Linked DNA regions of Homo sapiens: region 2 is linked to region 1. The links are chromatin loops, found by intact Hi-C in ENCODE. Cell type or tissue: Caco-2. All regions are shown on one strand. Links, peaks and the distances in the headings refer to the core of each region. The heading gives the core; the rest is flanking DNA.

What was found. A loop is a pair of places that touch in the nucleus more often than their neighbours do. Peaks named below come from ENCODE experiments on the same cell type or tissue, not always from the same donor. Only the 100,000 strongest peaks of a DNase experiment are listed, where the experiment ranks them.
Region 2: a loop joins it to region 1, with 8 times the contacts of the local background. A loop is called at or near these places in 1 of 110 quality-filtered maps.

What each region holds. Positions count from the first base shown.
Region 1 is chr4:138,752,318-138,760,622 of GRCh38, forward strand. No RefSeq gene overlaps it. Among named protein-coding and RNA genes, the nearest start is that of NOCT, 260 kb to the right of the region's middle. In Caco-2, for the core only: no CTCF peak of the experiment used is centred there; a DNase peak (open chromatin) is centred at 4,404.
Region 2 is chr4:138,821,085-138,829,389 of GRCh38, forward strand. The region is part of intron 2 of LOC105377448 (a long non-coding RNA gene); the gene reads right to left. Among named protein-coding and RNA genes, the nearest start is that of NOCT, 190 kb to the right of the region's middle. In Caco-2, for the core only: no CTCF peak of the experiment used is centred there; no DNase peak of the experiment used is centred there.

The sequences.
Region 1 (8,305 bases), core at 2,419-6,418:
GGTTGTTTAAGTGTGTAGCACTTCCCTCTTCGCTCCCTCTCTCTCCTGCTCCTCCATGGTAAGATGTGCCTGCTTCCCCTTTGCCTTCCGCCATGATTGTAAGTTTCCTGAGGCCTCCCAGACATGCTTCCTGTATAGCCTGTGGAACTGTGAGTTAATTAAACCTCTTTTCTTCATAAATTACCCAGTCTCAGGTAGTTCTTTATAGCAGTGTGAGGACAGACTAATACACAAGTGTTACATGTACAGGGTTGTTACCTGGGTACAGAGCACCCAGGTAGTGAGCATAATACCCAATGGGTAGTTTTTCAACCAACATCCCCCTTCCTTCCTCCTCCACCCCAGTAGCCTGTAGTGTCTATTGTTCCCATGTTTATGTCTATGTGTGCTCAATGTTTAGCTCCAACCTGTAAGTGAGAACATGTGGTATTTGGTTTTCTGTTCCTGTGTTAGTTAGCTTAGGATTATGGCCTCCAGTTCCATCCATGTTGCTGCAAAAGAATGAACACTATTTCATTCTTTTTATGGTTGTATAGTATTCTATGGTGTATATGTACCACAGTTTCTTTATCCAATCCACCACTGATGGGCACCTAGGTTGATTCCATGTATTTGCTATTGTGAATAGTGTAGCAATGAACACAAGTGCATGTGTCTTTTTGGTATAATGATTTATTTTCCTTTGGGTATATACCCAGTAATGGGATTGCTGGGTCAAATTGTAGCTCTGTTTTAGGTTCTTTGACAAACCTCCAAACTGATTTCCACAGGGGCCAAACTAATTTACATTCCCACCAGCAGTGTATAAGCCAAGCCCAGTGTTGAGAAGGGTATTTCCTATGTTTTCTTCTAGGACTTTTCTAGTTTGAGGTCTTACATTTAAATCTTTAATCTATCTTGAGTTAACTTTTGTACATGGTCAAAAGTAAGGATCCAGTTTCGTTCTTCTGCATATGGTTAACCAGTTATCCCAGCACCATTTATTAAATAGGGAGTCCTTTTCCCATTGCTTGTTTTTGTCAGCCTTGTCAAAAGTAAGATGGTTGTAAGTGTATGGCTTTATTTCTGAGTTTTCTATTCTATTCCATTGCTCTATGTGTATGTCTGTATTTGTACTAATACCATGCTGTTTTGGTTACTGTAGCTTTATAGTATAGTTTGAAGTTGGATAGTATGATGCCTCTGACTTTGTTCCTTTTGCTTGGGATGGCTTTGGCTATTTGAGCTCTTTTTTGGTTCCATATGAATTTTAGGATAGGTTTTTATAATTTTATGAAGAATGATGTTGGTAGTTTGACAGGAATAGCATTGAATCTATAAATTTCTTTGGGCAGTATTACCATTTTAATGAAATTGATTTTTCCAGTTTTTGAGCATGGAATGTTTTTCCATTTATTTGTGTCATCTCTGATTTCTTTCAGCAGTGTTTTGTAGTTCTCCTTACAGAGATCTTTTACCTTCTTAGTTAGCTGTATTCCTAGGTATTTTATTTTCTTTGTGGCTATTACAAATGGGATAATGTTCTTGATTTGACTCTAAGCCTGGACATTATTGGTGTGTAGAAATGCTGCTGACTTTTGTACATCAATTTTGTATCCTAAAATTTCCTAAAATCATTTATCAGTTCTAGTAGCCTTTTGGTGGTGTCTCTGGGGTTCTCTAAATATAGAATCATATTGTCAGCAAAGAGAGATTGTTTGACTTCTTTTCCTATTCAGATACCTTTTATTTCTTTCTCTTGCCTGATTGCTGTGGCTATGACTTCCAACTGTACTTTCCTAACATCACAGTTATAAGACAGAAGAGTTTAGCAGATGAGCAACTATAATGCCAGCAGCATCACTGCATTATATTGGAGCATGAATTCTTCATGACCATCTAGGTAGGATGCCTTAGTTTGAGTGGTTGAACTCCAAGATGGTTTCAAAGACCAAAAGACAATAATTTCTCTCTATTTTTCTGTGAAAGGCATAAACTGACACTATTTTGCTATAACTCAGCAATTGTTTAATTTATTTAAAGAATAAAAAAGATATATTTCTGTTTGTATCTGATTATAAGTATACCCATGTCTAGTAGCATTGGAAGAAAGGTGCACAATTTGTAAGATATAAGACCCTGAGCCAGTGAAAACAGGGCTACTTGTACCCAACATAGATATGATTTTAAATTGCAGGGAAGTTTCCTTGCCCCTAATAGTTCTCCCATAATTCTGAAAAGCTTCACTTTTTTCATTCATTAGAGAAAGGTTTTGTAAATTCATAAAGCTCATACAATTTTTGTATGGGCTTGGGACATTTTCCTAGGGAGAGTTACTAGGGCTATCATCAGATTCCCCCCAAAAAATTATTTAGCACACTAAAATGAAGGCATTGAACACTTACTTGGTCAATAAGCTCTTCAAATGCAAATTACCCTTTGAAGATTAGAGATGCCATTCACACAAACAGTTCTCAAAGGCTGATTGGCTTGTGACCAATGCATGCAGAAATTGTTACCAACATGAAGCCTTCTTCTTAGGTACTTTTCTAATGACCGCAGCTTAGGTGAATAGGGCACTCAGGTTGCACAGACTTATGTGTCTGCAGATGCTGCATTGCGCTTGCTCTGTAGTCTGTTTTCAGCTTATTTGCTAACCAGACACCCTGCTCACAGCTTAATTTCTTAGGTTTCTCACCAGTCCCCCCAAAGAGTAATTGTGGAAAAGCAATGGATAACTTGAGTAGGCTTCTGAGTTCACCTAGAACATTTCAGGTTGAGTGAACAAGTTAAAATAGATAGCTTATATTTTTGTCAAGTTACCCCATGTGAAATTTGATATTTGACAACGACTATGCTAAAAAAAAGTTTTCAGATCACGTTAGACACTCTTGACCTTTTGATGTGGATTGTTCAGTTGACAATTTTGCATGTGAAATTGTAAAATAAAACTGAATGTTGTCATTTTATTGAATTCGATCTTCTAAAAATGTATCCTTTTTTTAAATATGTCATTGTAAATTTGCCAACTGTCTCCTAGTAGACTAAACTATCTTTTATTATAAGATTGTATTTATCCTGATTTTTAGGTATTAAGCTGTCCTTTATTTTATAAAATTATGGTTATAGAAGATGAATTAAAAAATGATCATCCAGGCCGGGCGCGGTGGCTCACGCCTGTAATCCCAGCACTTTGGGAGGCCGAGTCGGGCGGATCACGAGGTCAGGAGATCCAGACCATCCTGGCTAACACGGTGAAACCCCGCCTCTACTAAAAACACAAAATTTAGCCGGGCGTGGTGGCGGGCGCCCGTAGTCCCAGCTACTCGGAGGCTGAGGCAGGAGAATGGCGTGAACCCGGGAGGTGGAGCTTGCAGTGAGCCGAGATAGCACCACTGCACTCCAGCCTGGGCGGAAGAGCAAGACTCCGTCTCAAAAAAAAAAAAAAAAAAAGATCATCCAAAATTTTCAAAATTTTCCTTATTCATAAAATCTGAAAGCCTAACACTGATTTATACTGTAATGTGAATTAGCTTATCAACTTGATTTCCTACTTAGAGAAGGCTGGATGCTCTAATGAAGAAAGAGTGAACGCAATGGGAGACAGAATAGAGAGAAGTAGAGATGTTCTGACATTTGAGAAACTTCAGTCTTAGTTCCTGTGTGCTGCTATAACAAAACACCTGAGACTGGTACTTTACAAAGAACAAAATTTATTTCTCAAAGTTTTGGAGACTGGGAAATCTAAGATTATGGCACTGGTATCTGGTGTTGGCCTTCCTGCTGTATTCTTACATGGTGGAAGATGGAAGAGCAAGAAACAGAAACCACTCTTACACGCCCTTTTTATAGCGGCATTTATCCATTTATGAGGACTCAGCCCTCGTGACCTAAATACCTACCGTTAGGTCTTACCTTCCAATGCTGTTGCATTGAGGATTAAACTTCCAACACATGAATTTGGGGAGACACATTAAGAGTACAGCAGTTGACATAGGTGAAACATTCTTGTTAGGGTTTGGAGCTGTTGAGGGCAGTATGAAGGATCTGGGGACCTGGATACCAACAGGGAAGTTGGATGGACCCCTAAACAAATTCTGTTTTTGTCATCATGTTACTAATGCCTTTTTATGGCAGTCAGGGTATATTTGTGATAGTAACTGGCTAAAAAAGCTAAAAGCTAATGCTTCCACTACAAAGACATCTTAGAGGTGTTATTTTATTAAAAAAACTAAAAGTTGTAGATCATCTGACATGTTCATTTATAGGAAACTCTGGAAAAAAAATGTTTTATTTTGCTTTCATGGGTCTATCCCTCTGGTGACAGTTTAATATCTATAGAGAGACAAAGAGATGTTGCTTAAGCACAGACAAATCTAAAACAAACCAAAGGTCCTGTTTGTACAGTTCACCTGGGCCTGGTGACATGGCCACATTGCATGGAAATTCCTCATAGATACTATTCCTGATGTTCTGAGGATTGTCTCAATCATTCCTTCACTCTTTCAGCAAATATTTATTTGGAATGAGTTGACTCTTTCCACCCCATCCAATAAAACTAACTAATATACACCAGCCAAATAAGAATGTTGGATCTTTAAACATCAAAGGCCACATTTATATGAAGTAGAAAATATATCTTTAAGTTTATAAAAGCCCTGGCAGAAGCGTGGCTTTTTTTTTTTTTTTTGAAGAATCGTGACCATCAGTCTGGGAAATGACTGCTCACCCAGTGGCCTGCTGTTGAAATCTCTCTGGGCCACTTGGTGTCTTTGGTTTACAACAAAGAGAGGCTCATTCTGCAGCTATATAAAAGGATGTCCTAATAAAAAAGCTTCTTACCTGTCTCAAAGGAATATGGGAAGGATGAATTAGATAATACCTTCAAAGGTACTTTTAAATGGTGCTATGGAAATAGAAGATGCTATCGCTATTGTCATTTTGTTATAGACAATAGTGTTACTTGTTTTTCTTGGAAAACCTAAATTTGCATCCAAAAGAAAAGCCAAAAAGCAAATATACTTAAATCAGCCATTTGAGGGACTTAAAAATGCATTTGTGGCTAGATGGACTTTTCTTTTCTATGGTTCCCTTCTCCTTTCCTCCCTTCCAAGTTCAAGCAACCCCATGAGGCCTGAAGTTTCTGAAGTCAAGGATCGGCAGAAGAATAGAGACAGGCAATAGCGATATATAAGTTGAAAACAGTAGAGAACAAAATTATAGAAACTTATCACAAGAGGAGACCTTTGAGAGCATGTCATTCAAACTCTTTGCTATAGTAATAGAAGACTTAGACCCAGAAGGTTAAGCAACATTCCAAACGTTACACAGATAGTTAAAAACAGTTGTGGTCATTCTTAAACATATCCAAATGGCTGAAAAGAGAAAAGGAAATCTCCAGTGCCTGTTTCGGCATCACCATAGTCCCAGGACCTGCCTCATACTCATGAACATGTCCCCACAGGATGGGAGGTAAGAGTTAGGGCCCTTGAGTCTAGTGACTTGGGCTCCTTCCTGACCCCACCCCACTCCCTTGTGGGGTAACCTTTGACAAGTAATCTCTCTAAGCTTAATTTCCCTGGGCTGTAAAAGTGGATGTTAGCAGTACCTACTCACCATGGGGTTGTTGAGAGGATGAAATGAGACTACATAGACAATGTTTAGCACAGTATCTAATGAAAATTGTTGTTTTAGTGTCCCTGGATAACAAAATTAAATGAGAATTAAATGGGAAAATGCATATAACACGTTCATCACAATGCCTGACATCATAATAATTGCTCAGATACTCCCACACAAGCATTCATTTAACAAGTATTTCTTGAGTTCTTACTGGGTGCTAGGAACTATGTTATGCCCTGGGAATTCTACTCCCTGAGCTCAACTTGCTTGTTGTCAAATGGAAGAGGCAGACAAATGCATGTAGTCAAATACATGCTCTATATTGGGGTAGGCAAACTTAACCCACACGCCAAATCCATGCCTACTTTTGTATGGCCCACGAGCTAAAAATAGTTTTTCCACTTTTAAATGTTTGGGAAAAATTAAATAAAAGAGAATATTTCACGATACATGAAGAGTATATGAAATCCAGATTTCAGTGTCCATAATTACATTTTACTGGAGCACAGCCATGCTCATTCATTTACATATTGTCTGTGACTGCTTATACCCTGTAACAGCGAAGTCGAATAGCTGCAACAGAGACCATATGGTCACCAAAACCTAAAATGTTTACTATCTGGCCCTTTTCAGAGTGATCTGCCACCTCTGTTCTATATCTTGGTAAATATCACAATACAGATGTGTACTGAAGGGTGCTAGAGAAGCACAAGTGGGGTGGAGGCCCCCTAATCCTGCCTGGGAACTTGTGAAAGCTTCACTAAGGAACTGAGTCTTAAAGGATGAATAGGAGTTTGCCAGATGGAAAAGGGGACATGAATGTACAAAGGCCCAGAATCAGGGCAGGGCAAAGGAGGGTCTGGGAAAACAGCAAGCCACGGAGTGCTTCTTCAAGCAAACCCTGACCTCACTGTTCTAGCAACATCCATAAAAGCCATCTCAAGTGTTCAGGGTTTCAACTGTCTGCCAATCTCCAGAACAATGTCCCCAATGCCATAACAATTACCTTCTCCCATAAAAATCACCTAGAACTTCTGATCCCTCTGGGTTTTCAAGTGTCTGATGGAAATGAGACTTAATGGCTTCATTGTGAATATGATCCTTCCTTGTGTGCGTGGCCAGTCTCACTGGCATGTGTCACAGGATTAATCTATAACTGTGACTGGTTCTTACTAAAGGTGTTAAAACTAGACTTGGCTACAGTTTTAAGGAGCACTGAGACATGCACTCCGTGGATAAAAAGGAGCAGAGTAAAAAGAAAATAAACAAGGGCAGGCCAGGACTTAGCAAGCGGCACCAAAATGACACGTGGGAACATGGGAACGGCTGGTAAAAGGGTATCTTCTGATCCCTAGGCTAGAAGATGGGCAGAACTGACAATTGGAGACAGGCCTGAAACTTGGGATGTGGAGGAGCAGCAAATGGTAAGTGCATAAGCAATGGCAGTCATCAGAGCCTATGACATGGCACTGACTTCACCAGTCAGCGGAAGGCCCTGCTGTTGTTGTATACCCAGAGGCTGCCGTAAGCTTGAAGTTACATGACAGAAACTAAGAAGACTAAATCCAAATGTGAAATACACACACACGCACACACACACACACACGCTTGCTCACACAAATACATATCAGTTCACCTTCTCCTTTCTGACTAGGAAGGGCTAGTTAGGCACAGCAGTTCACCTTAGCCTAATGCACCTTTGAGCATTATTTCATTCTCCAGCCAGCCCTCATCCATCGAACAACACAATGATTGAGCTCCTCTGTGAGGCAAGCACTATGCTAATTTCTGGTGCTGCTGTAGGGAGCAAGACAGAAACTGTCATGGCTCTTGCAGAGCTCTCTGCCTAGCAGGAAAGACAGATGTGATGTCAATTACCTGAATCCTCTGGAATGACAGAATCAAGCAGCTTATTAGAACCAAGCTGGGCAGTGGTCTACTGTGAGGACGGAAGGGGAATGGACAGCTCCCCTCTGTGGACATTCCCTTAGAGGCCCCTAAGAAGCATGGTTTGTGTCCTACTTTTTGGTAGTGATTAAACAAATCTGCCTCGCTCTTACAGCCATGAACGCAGAAAGGCTTTGTCAAGGAGATAAATCCAAGTTGCATGCAGCACACTGCACTCAGAGCATCTTCACCTCTTCCCAAGTCAATCTCTTCATGCCTGGCTCTCCCCTCACTTACGATGGGTGCTCTCCCAGAATCCTCCTCGGTGCCTCTGCAAATAGACTTCAGTGGGCAACCCCACCAGGTCAGAGATGCCCAGACATGTCTGCAGAGCAGCAGGGGATACCACTTGTGTTCCTTACTGGGAAGCTACTGAGCCCCCGAGAAAATACAATTTGTCCAGTCCCTGTTTTTTTTAGCTATGTTGGACATGCCAGAACCATGCTTAGAAGCAAACCAGTATCCCAGCCATGGGCTTATACAAATGTCACTTACCGAGTGACCCTGTATGCAAAGAAATTGTGTGGTTTGGATTGCTGGGACTAAAATCAAATCCACAGTGAATATTTATCATCCCCCAAACAATATTCACACTATAAATCAAGCTCTAGCACTTTGTAGAAATGCTTTCCGGTACAAAATACCTCATTGTTCTGCTCTTCACTAACAGTGTATTTTCTTAAATACGGAGCCAAAGGCAGCAAACCATTCAACTTAATAGGGAAATGCTCTTAATGCAACAAGTATTCTCCATGCT
Region 2 (8,305 bases), core at 2,796-6,795, 69 kb after region 1:
TACTGCTTCTTTTTTGTGTGTGTAATTTTTGTTCTTTTTCAAAAATGAATTTCAAAAACAAGTAAATTAATTTGATTTTATATTATTTATCTCTGATAATAAACAAATATTCTTTGTTAGGTTTTGTTCCCCATGCTTTTTTTCTCTCAGCATTTTTGGTCACTGCTTTGCTATTATTTACGTAGTCATCCTACCTATAAGTTTGGATTCATTTCATAAAATTTTAGGAAAATTTTTAATTACTGGATCATTAATATTAGGCAGAAATCCATGTGTCATTATCAGAAATTACAAACTAGTATTACTTGTTGTGGGCTTCACTGTTAGGGAACTGATATATGGCCCTGAGACGTCAAAGGGTCGCCCTCTGCCTTCAGGTATCTGGAAGAGATTTTAAAAAAAAAACTTTTAACGGTCTGTTGAGAATGTGGCTATAAAACCATTCATGCAATTTGACATCCTCAGAGTCAGGAAATTCTTCCTCATAGCTAACCAAATCCCTCCAGCTGCAATAGAAGTCCATTTCAAATTTGGTTTTAGGACTAGGAGACTCATTAAACTCTTATTTTGTAGATGAAGGAAAGGTGGTAAAGACAAGACACCACAGTGTTCTTATCTTCATTATTTCCTTGGCAATGAACAAAGCCAAAAAACAGCTTCTTGGTAGGCATTTCTTATCCACAGTTAGAAAATTTTTTATCCTCCATCATGAGGTGAGCCAGGATCAATTAATAGCCCAGGCAGTAAGCATAGTACATCCCTGAAAGACCTCAGCCCCACACGCCTTACAGAGTAAAGCAGAATGGAGTTATGAGCATCCTTCATGGCAATATAGTATAATTTTAAACAATGGACAAGTTCCTAGATTACACTCAATTTAAAAACAATGCAAGAGTGCTACTTTACCTAATATAGCCAATCCCCAATATATCATACATAAGTTTCAAAATCTCTCTGTACATAGAATCACAGGAACTGATTAAAGAAAGGTAAAGGAACTGGGAGAGAAAAATCTATGCAGTTTTCTCTTGTCTGACACGAGAAATAGATGTGAAATACATGTCACGAATGCAAATCAGGACAACTGAAGGTCTCGTCATAATGTAGCATTCAGTATTTTAATGTCAACATCATGAGAATTCAAAACAGAGAAATATTTTTCTCTTTCTCCCTCCTATGTCTGTCTATTATATATGTATATATCTGTCTATGTATGTGTGTGTGGTCAGACACCACAAATATAGTACTGGTAAAAAAATAATAACAAATAGCACAAAAAAGGAGTATTTTACTCTTTTCTGACCAAAATTAATATGAGTTTCTTACAGGTGTTTTCCTCTTTTTAAAAGATAATCCACTTTGAAAACTGATAATCCAGTTCTTCCCCATCCAGAAGCTCTCAGGGAAATTTGGTAGATGGCATTTGATTTACAAAGACTAGCAGAATGCTCATGGGCAGATCCTTCTGTTTGAAGCAATTCCAGAGTTGTCCCTTCTGTGAAAATGCTTGAGATAGAACATTCCAGCACTCCCTACCAAGCAGAACAAAGCTCACATTTTACACAATTCCAGATATCCTCGGGCCTCCCAAGTTACCACCTGTGATTTGGATCTAAGCAAACAGAAAGCTAAAAGAGGAGACAAATCATCAGTAAATCTCTTAGGTGCTGATCCACAAATACTAGGAGCCAAGGGAAATAACCAGGAAGGTCTTGAAGTGATGCTACCAGAAAGGGAATTATGATCTGGTTGGCACTGGGGAACCTGTTAGGATAAATCAAATGACTGAAATGTCAATACTGAGGAACGCAATCTGTGAAGAGAGGACAAAGAGGTGGGAAAATGAGGGCTTGCGCTGTAGATCAAAAAGAGTTGGACTTGCAATGAAATACAGATGGATGATAAAGGAAGTAGCAATGCTGAAGCTGTATGAGTTAAGGTAAAAGAAATATACGAAATAAAGGGGAATTAGCAGTGGGTGTCCTCTGTGCACTACTAAATCACGATGAACTCACTGATAAATTACTGTAGAGGGAAAAAAACAGATACCCATGTCCCCATAAATAAATAAAATGTAGCATGCAGTATAAATCTCTGCATATATGTCTCGCCTCTCCCTGCTGCTACCTACTAAAATTCTCCAGCATCCTCCTGCTCCTTTTCCTCTTAACTCCCGAATAAGTGGGGGTGCTAAAACCCTTGTTTAACTTCTGTCCTTCGAATAAATGACGATATTCTTGGTTTCAGTCCTCCAGGTCCCTCAGGCACACTTTGACCACTCTTGAGTTTAAAGGCACAATATACATAAACCAAATATAAGTAAAATGCTAAATGAAAAGATCACAAAACTCTGCTACTCTAGATTTCAATTACTGAGACATTTCTTAAGGGATAATAAAAAGAGCAAAATTCAGGTCATCCGGGAATTTTTAGAGCTGTGTTGCTGTTAGTTGCTTGTTTCATAAAGTGGAAAGGGCAGCTAGAGGTGAGGCAATTTGGGCCTGCTCACGACAAATAAGGAAGAAACAATCAGGAATCTGGAGGTGAAGGTCACTTGGGAGCGTGACCTGATTCCATTTGCTATGCTGAGAGGAGCCTTATTTGTGCAACTTCTCACAGATACACAAAATAGGAAAAAGGTGAAGCCATAAGAGAGAATTCTGCCCTGAAAGTCAAAACTCACAAGGGAAAAATCTGTGAAGCAAAATTACACTGTGAAATGTCATCTCTAAAGGGCTTAAACAAGAACTGTGATAAATGTTATTACTCTGCAGTGCCATAAGGGTGTTGAGGACTCAATCACTGCTCTGATTTTGCCCAACAAGTTCAAGAAGGCAGTTATAGGAAAACAGACCCTGTTCCAAAATGCTTTCAGGGCTAAAGGCTGCAGGAGAGAAGCAAAATGGGAAAACCACTAATACAGCCATCAAGCTCACAAAAACTTTGGATCATCACTGCCTCGTTGCACTCTTGGGTTTAAAGGCACTATAAGGTCAGTGTAAGCAAAGGATAAATAAAGTCAAAGGTCAGAGAGGTCCAGAAAATATCCAGTCAAGAACCAAACGACAAATCGCCTAAACCAATCTTTAAGACTGATTTTCTTAAAGATCTCAGCAAAACAGTTGCAAGAAACCCCCTAAAGTCATTCCAAGATCAGGCAAGTGTGTCTAAGACTGGAGAAAACAGCTGCACTTCTAATCTAGGATACAGATAAAAGAGTATCCAAACAGTTACAAATTAACACCCATGGGGATGGTTCCCAGATATGTGCTCACAGAAACTTTACAAAATGCATGTGTGAGGCCGGGCGCGGTGGCTCACGCCTGTAATCCCAGCACTTTGGGAGGCCGAGGCGGGTGGATTACGAGGTCAGGAGATCGAGACCATCCTGGCTAACACGGTGAAACCCCGTCTCTAATAAAAACACAAAAAATTAGCTGGGCGTGGTGGCGGGCGCCTGTAGTCCCAGCTACTCAGGAGGCTGAGGCAGGAGAATGGCGTGAACCCGGGAGGCGGAGCTTGCAGTGAGCCGAGATCATGCCACTGCACTCCAGCCTGGGCTAAAGAGCGAGACTCCGTCTCAAAAAAAGAAAAAACAAAATGCATGTGTGTGTGCTTGTGTGTATATGGGTATTTTATATATATATATATATATATATATATATAAAATCACCAGTCATGTCGTCTTGTACTCTAGCTGCAATGCAAAAGAGACAGATTTTAATGAGTTGAGAGTGTTATTTTAAACATTTTTTCATACTTTGTTTTTACCTTTGAAATAGTTCAACCTCAAAACTATATTATCCAAGTTATGATCAAGCCTTCCCAGGCTGCAGTCACCCTAATGAGGTCCTCCATGAAGGGGCCATAAATTAAGGGAGGGATCTGTGGATACCATGAAAGAAAAGGTCAGAAAGGGCCAAATAATTCAAAGAGGGAGTTTGCTTCCCAAACTTTCCGTGTGTACTTGGACAACTAGGTGTGAAAAAGGAATGTTCTCTCCCAGTGAACAAGGACACTTCCAAACTTATTAGTAAGTCAAAGCTACTACCAAAAGCAAAATGGAAGACTTTGGGCTCAGGTCAGGGCTTCCCCACTAGAGATGACAAAAGTCGACCCTCATATACTTGCATAAATTGATAAGGAAAGATGCAAATGACAAAGTAACTTTTTTAAAAAAGAAAGTTATAGAACAATATGTACAGTCTGATTGCATTTTGGCTTAAAAAGAGCACAAGTTATAAATTATGTATTTTATGAGCATAGAAAAGGATCTGAAAAAAATACAAAAATTTTTAACAGCGTTGAGTAAAAGTGGGATTAGAGGGAGGACTTTCATTTTTATGTGATTCATTTCTGTATTTTTAAAATTTTTATTATAATTGCCCTATTTTCATAACTTTAAAAAACAACTTTAATATTCTCATAATTCAACTTTGGGACTTCCTAGCTGCCTTTTATGGTTGTTTGTTAAAATAAAATAACTTTTATCCATTCAACTTTTCATGGACTCTCTTAAGCTCAGGAATTTACCTTCTCTATGAAAAAGAGAAAAACTGGGTTAATGCTCCAGGTTAAGCAGACACAGAAGCAGGACAATTGTATATAACACATGAGCCTGGGCTGGATCCTAAACCAAAGAATAGTTTTTCTCTTACTATAAAGTTTTTGTTTTTTTTTTTTTTTGAGACACAGTCTCCCTCTGTTGCCCAGGCTGTAGTGCAGCGGCATGATCTCTGCTCACTGCGACCTCCACCTTCCAGGTTCAAGCAATACTCTCACTCAGCCTCTCTAGTAGCTGGAACTATAGGCATGCACCACCACCCTCAGCTAATTTTTGTATTTTTTGTAGAGACAGGGTTTCACCACGTCACCCAGGCTGGTCTCAAACTCCTGACCTCAAGTGATCTGCCGCCCTTGGCCTCCCAAAGTGCTGGGATTACAGGCGTGAGCTACCATGCCCAGCCTCTCTTGCTATAAAAAGATTATTAAGATAATTAACAAAATTTGAATAAATAATAGAATTAGTACTATTGTCAATGTAGTTTATTGATTTGTATGACTTTACTATGGTTATATAAGAGAACGGTGAATATTTAGGCATAAAGGGGCATCTATCTTGTCTTTTACTTACTTTCAATTAGGTCAGAAAAAACATATAGACATAGAGAGATAGGTATGGATACACACACACAAAGAGAAAGAAAGAGAAAACGAATGTCTGAATACCAGCAAAATGTTAACATTTAGGCAATCTGGATGGAGGTTATACCAGAATTATTTGTACTATCTTTGCAACTTTTCTATAAGTCCAAAATTATTTCAAAATAAAGTTTTAGAAAATTAGGAAGGAAGAAATGAAAGGAGGAGGGGGTGAGGGAAGGAGGGAGATTGGCCTTGCCATCTACTCCTGACTTATAAAGGCCTCTATGATCCTGTTCATTGTTTTGTTTGTTTAGTTGATTTTATTCATTTACATAGTTTGATCTTGTCAGTGAAATCTGATATATCTTCAGGAAGAAAGTTGAGTTTTCACAAATATTTGAGAAAATTTAGCTAATAAACATATCTCAAGATATCTCACAGGCAAATATTCACAGCAAGTGTGATTAACCTTACTAGTAGGTGAAAAGATCTAAAGAATTTGGACAAAGTCATAGAATAAGTCAGTGGTAGAACTGGAAATAGAAATCAAGTTTCCTAGTAACTCATTCAGTATGATTTTTTAAGCCAGAATTTTGTGATGCAGCAGCTATTCTACGGTGGAAAATTGCCCCTGGGAAGCTACAAGAGTTCATCAAAGGCAGAGGGTCAGAGTCCTGTGTCTGCTGTGGTGAGACACTGGTCATATTGCTATACACCCCATAAATCACAAATAATAATATCCTGAGGCATTCTCTTCTGTATTAAAAGATAAGAACTCTGTTTTTGTTTCCAGAACCATTGCTCTCTTTCCCTGCTTCACATGGCTCATGTAATTCAGAAGATAGACTTCATTCAAAGAATGAAAAATAGGTGAGTCTGAATCCCAGTGCCTCTCTCCATCAATTCAGCAAGCTGCAGAACGTTATCTGCCTTGTAAGTAGCTCGGCTCCCTCTAACAAGATGAATTTCTTTCCTAAAACAGGTTTGTACTTAGGGCTTCACCACCAGCAGTGTTAGCACCACTCTGAGAAAAGTTATGTATTGATATAAGAAGCCCAAATATGGGCTTTATGGAGTGCAGGTAGACCTCATCTTTGGAGAAAAAATATATATAGTATTCATAAATAATAGGCTTTAGAAAAAAATGATAAGGAAACACTCTCCTTGAATCTTGGCAAAAAGAGAGGCAGGCAGTGCTCCAAAGTCATCATCAAACTAGAAATGGCTCGAGAGGCTTTCTGCAGGCAGTGTTCTCACGGACTAAAACCTGTCCACTCCAAGTGTAGTCCATAGACCAGCTGCTTCAGCATCACCTGGGAGCTCATTAGCAATGCAGACTCCCAGGCCCCTCCACAGACACAGTGAATCAGTGTCTGCATTTTAGCAAGATTTCCAGTACATTTGTGTACACATTATTGGAGTTTGACAAACACTGGACTCCAGGAAATGGTGGAGTAACTAGCTTAAGCCTAGAAGAAGCAGGGGGGAAACACATACACACACTAACACTGCTCTGAGGCAAGCACAGTCACAAAATAAGATCCAAATTCTAGTCAGAACTACCCTCAGACTGGCATCCGGCACTCTGCTACTTCATCTCTCCACTCTACCCACCATCCATCCCTCCTCTGGGTCTTGGATCCATGACCAGCATTCACCCTAAGTGAAAAGGCTGAGCAGCCTATGGCCTGTTATCTTAGAAAGGTGTTCAGGTGAGAGGGGGCACACATAGCTCAGCGGTAGAGCGTTTGACTGCAGAAAGGTGTTCAGGTGAGATTAAAAATAGAACTGCAATATAACGCAGCAATCCCACTACTGAGTATGTATCCAAAGGAAATGAAATCAGTATGTCAAAGAGATAACCTGCACTCCCAAGTTCACTGCAGCACTATTCACAATAGCCAAGATATGGAATCAACCTAGGTGTCCATCAACAAGATGAACAGATAAAGAAAACCAGGGATATATACACAATATATACACAATGGGATATATACACAATACTATTCAGCCTTTAAAAAGAAGAAAATTATATCATTTGTGACAATATGGATAAACCTGGAGGACATTATGTTAAGTGAACTAAACCAGCCACAGAAAGACAAATACCACATGATCTCACTTATACGTGGAATCTAAAAGAGTTAAACTCATAGAAGCAGAGTAGAATAGTGGTTACTAGGGGTTGGGGTAGATGTTGGTCAAAGGATGCAAAATTTCAGTTAGATAGGAGGAATAAGTTCAAGAGATCTATGGTACTAGACGTTGACTAGAGTTAATAACAATTTATTGCATTCTTGAAAATTGCTGAGAGTAGAGTTTAAGTGTTCTCACTACAAAAAATAAGTATGTGAAGTAATGCATATGGTAATTAGCTTGATTTAGCCCTTTCACAATGTATACGTATTTCAAAACAATATGCTGTACATGATAAACATATAATTTTGTCAATTAATTTTTAAAATTAATTAGGTGTGGAAGAATTCTTTGCAAACCTCAGGGCTAAAATCTAAGCTTGAGCATGACTGCAAGCTCTATAATACATGGCATCCCATTTTCCAAATTTCATTAGACTGGAATGAGATGAGGTTATTTTTTTTAAAAAAATGCTTAATTCTATTCCTCTTTGCTTCTGTCTGCTCATGCAAGCCCCAGTATCTGAACATTTTCACAAAGTAGAGACCACAATGGGTTTTGCCCACCATTTGTGTCCCCCTGGCATTGTATTGCTATTACCTGGCATATGGTGGGTAACCAGCAAATATTTGTTAAATGAATGTTGAAATTTCTCCCAGGGAAGTCTGGTCTGCTACCCAGTAGTATCTGCTGGGCATCACTGTTGTTTCTGTGGCAAACTGCCTGTCCCACTTGTACTGCCACCCTTGCTGAGCAGAGCTGTCATTTCCACTGGCTAGAACCACTTCTGCCAAATGCTGCCACCTCCCAGTGGATAGTGAGGTATCCAGCTGGGCATTGCCAGAGCTGAGCCCGGTAATTCCCAGGCTTCTCTTGTTCCACCTGATTTTCCATTATTCTCTGGGAAAGCAATATAAAAACTGCATTACTATGCCACAGTACTTGACAGAGTGGTAGTCAAACCACTCTTTCAGCTTTAACTTCCAGTTCACTTTCTCCTTAAGACCCAGGAATGGACCACAGG